Regions from separate parts of the Homo sapiens genome. Here region 2 is linked to region 1. The links are chromatin contacts, found by Hi-C in ENCODE. All regions are on one chromosome and are shown on one strand. Each heading gives the region's core, a stretch centred on a gene start or an enhancer-like site at or near the end of the contact. The rest is flanking DNA. Distances are from core to core; before and after follow the strand shown.

Region 1 (3,440 bases), core at 448-2,947:
GTGTTGGTGTGTGCTTCCTTGATTATTACTGAAGTTAAACATGTTTTCATCCATGTATTGACCATTTCTCTTTGTCCTTCAATGAAACCTCTGCTGATTTCCTTCGCTCATTTTTTTCCTGTGTCTTCGTCTGATGAGTTTCTCTTCTTTTTGTTTGTTCGTTTGTTTGTTTTGAGACAGTCTCGCTCAGTGGCCCGGCTGGAGTGCAGTGGTATGATCTCAGCTCACTGAAACCTCTGCCTCCAAGGTTCAAGTGATTCTCCTGTCTCAGCCTCCCGAGTGTGCCACCGCACCCAGCTAATTTTTGTATTTTTAGTAGAGACGGGGCTTCACCGTGTTGCCCAGGCTGGTCTCAAACTCCTGACCTCAACTGATCCGCCCATCTCTGCCTCCCAAAGTACAGGGATTACAGGCGTGAACCACCACACCCTACCTGTCTGATGGGTTTCTAAGAACATCTTAAAGGACATTACTTCCTTCTGACGTATCTTTTACCGAGATCCTTCCCAGTTTTTTGCTTAAGGTTAATCCATTTTTTCCTCCACAAAGTAACCTTGTATATGTATTGGTTTTTTCTTTGTTGAGTTCTCCCACTGTTCTGAGGCTTAGAAAGTCCTTTCATACCCAGACATCAGAGAAACAGATCCCGTGAGAGTAACTGGGATTGCAGGTGTGGGCCAGCATGCCCTGTTATCACTCCCTTTCTCTGAGTCAGCTTTTCTCTCTCAGTCTCGTCTACTCCTCGAACTCAGGAAATGTCACTACAGGTGGCCCCAGCTCCCGTTTACCTCCCCATAGGGAGCTCCTCTCTCCAGTTCCAGTTTCAAAACTCCCAAGGAAGCATTCTGGTTCACTCGCTTGGGCCACTGGCCAGAGGGATGGGATACTCTGAAAGATTCAGCTAGAGTCCCGGGCCCAGCCCTGGACCATCACTGTGCCCCCTGGTGAGATGCCAGGGCTGGGATTCAGGGAGAAGAAAGGAGGTTCCCGGACAGTCATTCCTGCCTCCCGCGGCTGCGGGCTCCCTGCCCCCATCCTGTGCACGAAGTGGGAGCTCCCGCTGTCTGGCAGCTCCCGCTGTCTGGCAGCAGCTGCTCTGCAGGGGACAGTCTGGACGGCAGAAAGTTCATCCTTAACCCCAGCCTTCCAGTCAAGGTTCCCACCAGTTTGGGACACCTGCAAGTGTCACATCCCACTGGGTGAAACTCTAAGATCCCTTTTAGGGGATCCCATTCGCTCCCTCCCTTCCGCCACCATGCAGCGCCGAGAAACAGAGCTCTGAACGAACCCTCAGATGTCCGTGCGCTGGGGCCTTTCCAGGACGGCGGCGCCCAGTCGTTTCTGGGTCAGGGCGACGCCTGGAACTGGGCAGGGTCCCTGGCACCGGGATCCCGAAAAGCAGACCTGCTTCTCCCTGTCCAGCCGGTTCCCCTTCCCCTTGCAGTCGGCCCCCTGCATCCGCGTCCTCCCTGCCAGTCGAGGGTCCCCAGCTCCAACTCCACCCTCCCAGCTGTGCGTTCATAGCGACCGCCCTCCCTGTAGGGACGCACGGATCTGGTGGTGGAGTCTTGGCCGGCAGGACTGGACAGGAACCGAAGGGGCGAGGCGGGTCCGGGGGTGGTGCGCTCCAATTGGGTGCTGTCCCCAGGGGGTGGGGCCTGATCCCCTATTTCCCGGCGCGCCGGGATCCTGCCACAGCTGCTGCCCACACCGCGCTCAGCGCCTTCACTGCCATCCCCGCTGTCCTTGCCGCCCCCGCCATGGGCCTAGAGCTGTTTCTTGACCTGGTGTCCCAGCCCAGCCGCGCCGTCTACATCTTCGCCAAGAAGAATGGCATCCCCTTAGAGCTGCGCACCGTGGATTTGGTCAAAGGTGGGCCCAGCCCGTTTCCCCGCGTGTCCACAAACCCAGTGCACCCCCAGGCCCCCGCCCTGCTCTGCCCTGAGCGTCTCGCCGCCCGCACAGCCCCCTCACCTCCTCCTGCAGCGTCTGCCACCAGAGAATGCTGTGGACTGAGTGGCCTTGGAGGGATCACAGCCTCTCTGAACCTTAGCTTGCCTTCTGAAAAGGAGGATAATGTTACCTTCTGCTCTGTAGGGATGGAAAGAAAATACTGAATGGAGTTGACAGAGTTCTTGCGTGGAATGCACGCATATAAATTCACAAAGCCCAGAAGACCTTGGGAAGAAGGACATGCTGTTGTGAGAATTAAGAGATGGGAAGAGATGAGCCACCCCAGTTTGCCTCCCCTCCCCTGGCCCACCAGAGTCCGGCTAGAAAACTTCTCTTTATCCACCTGCTGCACCTGGCCCCACCCACCAAAGCCCCCCAGCTGCCCCGGAATGTGGCAGGGCAGGGAGGCCCAGCCAGGGAGTGAGGCTGATCCAGGCCTCTAGTCCCAGACCTTGCTGTTTCTCAGGGCTGTGGGGCTCCGCTTGGGGAGGAGGAGGGAGGGTGTAGAGGTGCAGCGTTTTTATTCTGAAGACCTTTTCTGACTTCTTCCTCTTCAGGGCAGCACAAGAGCAAGGAGTTCTTGCAGATCAACAGCCTGGGGAAACTGCCGACGCTCAAGGATGGTGATTTCATCTTGACCGAAAGGTGCCCTCCTTCCCTCACCCCTCACCGCATCCGGAGCCCATGTGACCTTGGCTCTCCCCACTGGCCCCGGGCCCCAGTGGCCCTCCCATACCCCATGGGGCAGCGAGGGAGGGGAAAGGCGAGGGATCTGGCCGGGCGCGGTGGCTCACGCCTGTCATCCCGGCACTTCGGGAGGCCAAGGCGGGCGGATCACGAGGTCAGGAGACCGAGACCATCCTGGCTAACACCGTGAAACACCGTCTCTACTAAAAATGGAAAAAAAATTAACCGGGCGTGGTGGCGGGCGTCTGTAGTCCCAGCTACTCTGGAGGCTGAGGCAGGAGAATGGTGTGAACCCAGGAAGCGGAGCTTGCAGTGTGCTGAGATCGCGCCACTGCACTCCAGCCTGGGCGACAGAGCTAGACTCCGTCTCAAAAAGGCCGGGCGCGGTGGTTTACGCCTGTAATCCCAGCACTTTGGGAGGCCGAGGTGGGCGGATCACGAGGTCAGGAGATCGAGACCATCCTGGGTAACACGGTGAAACCCTGTCTCTACTAAAAATACAAAACATTAGCAGGGCGTGGTGGCGGCCGCCTGTAGTCCCAGCTACTGGGGAGGCTGAGGCAGGAGAATGGCGTGAACCCAGGAGGCGGAGCTTGCAATGAGCAGAGATAGCACCACTGCACTCCAGCCTGGGTGACAGAGGGAGCCCACTCCAGCCTGGGCGACAGAGGGAGACTCCGTCTCAAAAAAAAAGGAAAGAAAGAAAGGAGAGGTATCTGGGGAGAAGGTACAGCTTGGGGTGTGACCGGGATGAGCAGGGGCTGACAGAACATGTCCCCCCACCTCTCATCTTCCAGCCT
Region 2 (3,207 bases), core at 218-2,717, 310 kb before region 1:
CGCCTCCCGGGTTCAAGCGATTCTCCTGCCTCACCCTCCTGAGTAGCTGGGATTACAGGCGCGCGCTTTTTGTATTTTTAGTAGAGACAGGATTTCACCATGTTGGTCAGGCTGGTCTTGAACTCCTGACTTCAGGTGATCCGCCCGCCCCGGCCTCCCAAAGTGCTGGGATTACAGGCATGAGGCACCGCGCCTGGCCTGGTTTTTAATTACGAAGAAAAAATTACTATAGTCCCTTTGGTATCACCTACATTGGCAAAATTGCAGTCCCCCTCCACTCCCTGAAGCCACCAGAAATGACTGCTGTTGTCTACAAAGCCTACAGCTCTGATTTCATCTCAAGATGTGTCCTACTGGGTGACAGCAAATGCCATTTTTTAAAGGCTTGTATCTGTTATAAGCTTGGGAAATATTATCATGGCTTAAGAGGCTCTTTTGACAAAAGAAAACACTGTTCCCTGAAATCACCTGGGCTGTTCACGGGAATCTTTTCCTCGCCCTTCTGGTACTTGGACAAATGATCAAGGATATCAACAAATCAAGGTTCCCCGCATTTGAATGATCACAGAATTTTTGCGTGTTCTGTAAATGGGCTAAAACTACTGGAAACTGATTTCTTTTCGTCATCTCCAGGGCAGCTTGCCCAACGTGCCGCGACTATGATGTCTTAGACTTAACTACTTAAGGTAATACAATTACCAAATTCCTGGAAACGCAAAATTTCCTCAGACAGGTACCGGATTATTCACATCCAACCTGATGCAATTAACCACGTCTCAAGAAAAAAGGACGTTCCGTCCGCCTCGGGCGCCGGCCACAGCAGAAGCAGCACCGGCAGCAGGCCCGGGGTCCGCCGCCTGTGGCCCCTGCTCCTCCGCTCTGCGCCCTCGGGGCCACTGAACAACGCTGTCCCCGCCCCAGGCAAGGGACCCGGGCGATGGGGCGGCAGCCCCAGCCTCTCCCGGAGCGGCGGAAAGGCAAGCACGAGGGTCGCACCCGGCCTGTCTGCACACAGTCAAGCCGCAAGCGGGGTCCCAGAACCAGCTGAACCCCAACACCAACGGACGAAGGCCAGTGGGTCTCGGCGGCGAAGCCTGCGGGTTGTTCCAGAAGCCCCGAAGCCCAGAACGAGGACGGCGCGGGAAGGGAAAGGCGCAGGCGCGGGACACACTGGAGGGGCCCAGGAGCAGAGACGGCGCAGGCGCTGGGCCTGCCGGGGTCTGCGGGGACGCCCGGGCGCGGCAGCGCGGGCGGCGCTGAGGCGATAAACCAACCCGCCAGCGAACACTGCGGGAACCCGGCTGCTGCTCTTACCGCGCTGCACCGCATCGCTCCCTCGCAATCTCCTGGTTTGGGCTGGGCGGTGAGCTCACCCGGTGGCTCAGCCGAGACCCGTTGAGTCCGGCCTCAGGAAAGCAGCCTACCCCGCAGCGCCGCTTGCCGGGCCGCCCGGCCTCCCTCGCGGGCCCCGCCCTTGGCCAGCCCCTTCGCGCCCAGCAGGGCTGCGGCCGTCTGCGCAGGCGTCGTGGAGGCCCCGCCTACATTCCTTCACTGCGCAGGCGCCGCCGTCCCCCACCACCACCCCCTCCCCTTCCCCCATCTCCGGCTCGCGTCCGTCTCGGCACTGGGTCGCGCAGCCGCTCTGCCACTTGGCCGGTCAAGAAAGTAGCCGGCCAGCCGGTGCGCATGCCTCAGGTCTTGGGCTGGAGCCGGGCAAGGCGGGTCCCTTCAGAGGCCCCACTGGGCCCAGCGGAATGATGCTCAGAGTCCGCTAGTCCCAAAAGTTCTCCTCAGCGTGTTTACCGTGTGCCAAGGACTGTGCTATGCATGAGCCAGACAGCAGTGAGGAAAACACAAAGCCCTGTCCTCCTGGCACTCCCGGTACATAAGGGAACAGACAAAAAGAATAAGCGAGCAACATATATGTATATATATATGTATATACATATATATATACGTATATATATATACGTATATATATATGTATATATATACATATATATATACGTATATATATATGTATATATATGTGTATATATATACATATATATATGTATATATATATATATATATATATAAAATATTAAAGAAATTCTGGGGGAGTTCGAGTTCCATCGGCCCCCATCCGGGCCACCCTGCCACCTTAGCGGCTGCTCCTCCCCAGAATGCTGATGCCTAAGAAAAACCGGATTGCCATTTATGAACTCCTTTTTAAAGAGGAAGTCACGGTGGTCAAGAAGGATGTCCACATGCCTAAGCACCTGGAGTTGGCAGACAAGAATGTGCCCGGCCGGGCGCGGTGGCTTAGGCCTGTAATCCCAGCACTTTGGGAGGCCGAGGCGGGCGGATCACGAGGTCAGGAGTTCAAGACCAGCCTGGCCAAGATGGTGAAACCCGTGTCTACTAAAAATACAAAAATATTAGCCAGGCGCGGTGGCAGACACCTGTAATCCCAGCTAGTCGGGAGGCCAAGGCAGGAGAATTGCTTGAACCCAGGGGGCGGAGGTTGCAGTGAGCCGAGATCGCGCCCCTGCACTCCAGCCTGGGCGACAGAGTGAGACTCCTCTCAAAAAAAAAAGAATGTGTGTGCCCAACCTTCCTGTCATGTAGTCCCGAGGCTACTACGTGAAGGAACAGTTTGCCTGGAGACATGTCTACTGGTACCTTACCAATGAGGATATCCAGTATCTCCGTGATTACCTTCATCTGCCCCTGGAGATTGTGCCTGCCACCCTACGCCGCAGCCGTCCAGGGACTGGCAGGCCTCGGTCTAAAGGTCTGGAGGGTGAGCGACCTGCAAGACTCACAAGAGGAGAAGCCGACAGAGATACCTACAGAAGGAGTGCTGTGCCCCCTGGTGCCGACAAGAAAGCCGAGGCTGGGGCTGGGTCAGCAACCGAATTCCAGTTTAGAGGCAAATTTGGTCGTGGACACCGTCAGCCACCTCAGTAGAATTGGAGAGGATTATTTTGCATTGAATAAACTTACAGCCAAAAAGACTTAAAAAAAAAAAAAGAAAAAAATTGTATTATGTCGCAAATGAACCTGTTGCAATGATCATACAGGTTTTTTCCTTTGATAGTTTGTACTACTTTAATAGTTTTTTCTTTTATTACATAATCTTAGTTTCCTAGGAAAACCCCAACTTGGTCGTGATACATGTTTAATCCATTGCTGGATTATTTGCTAATATTTTATTTAGCGTTT

The links. Hi-C counts contacts between places; a loop is a spot of excess contacts on that map. Pooled maps may share reads with other maps.
Region 2: a map of thyroid gland shows a loop between it and region 1 (8-fold over the local background). The contact joins the promoter of SPECC1L here to the promoter of GSTT2B in region 1. A Hi-C loop is called at or near these places in 1 of 168 maps with a recorded cell type or tissue (thyroid gland) and 1 of 50 pooled maps.

The regions. Positions count from the first base shown.
Region 1 is chr22:23,959,452-23,962,891 of GRCh38, reverse strand. It overlaps GSTT2B (glutathione S-transferase theta 2B), which reads left to right and starts at 1,697. Exons shown (of 5, transcript NM_001080843.4): 1 at 1,697-1,872; 2 at 2,511-2,598. The coding sequence starts at 1,761. RefSeq lists an enhancer at 2,811-3,440.
Region 2 is chr22:24,269,091-24,272,297 of GRCh38, reverse strand. SPECC1L (sperm antigen with calponin homology and coiled-coil domains 1 like) reads right to left here and starts at 1,467. Exons shown (of 17, transcript NM_015330.6): 1 at 1,315-1,467. SPECC1L-ADORA2A (SPECC1L-ADORA2A readthrough (NMD candidate)) reads right to left here and starts at 1,481. Exons shown (of 20, transcript NR_103546.1): 1 at 1,315-1,481. It also overlaps the pseudogene RPS10P29. RefSeq lists an enhancer at 1,009-1,088 and a silencer at 1,149-1,678.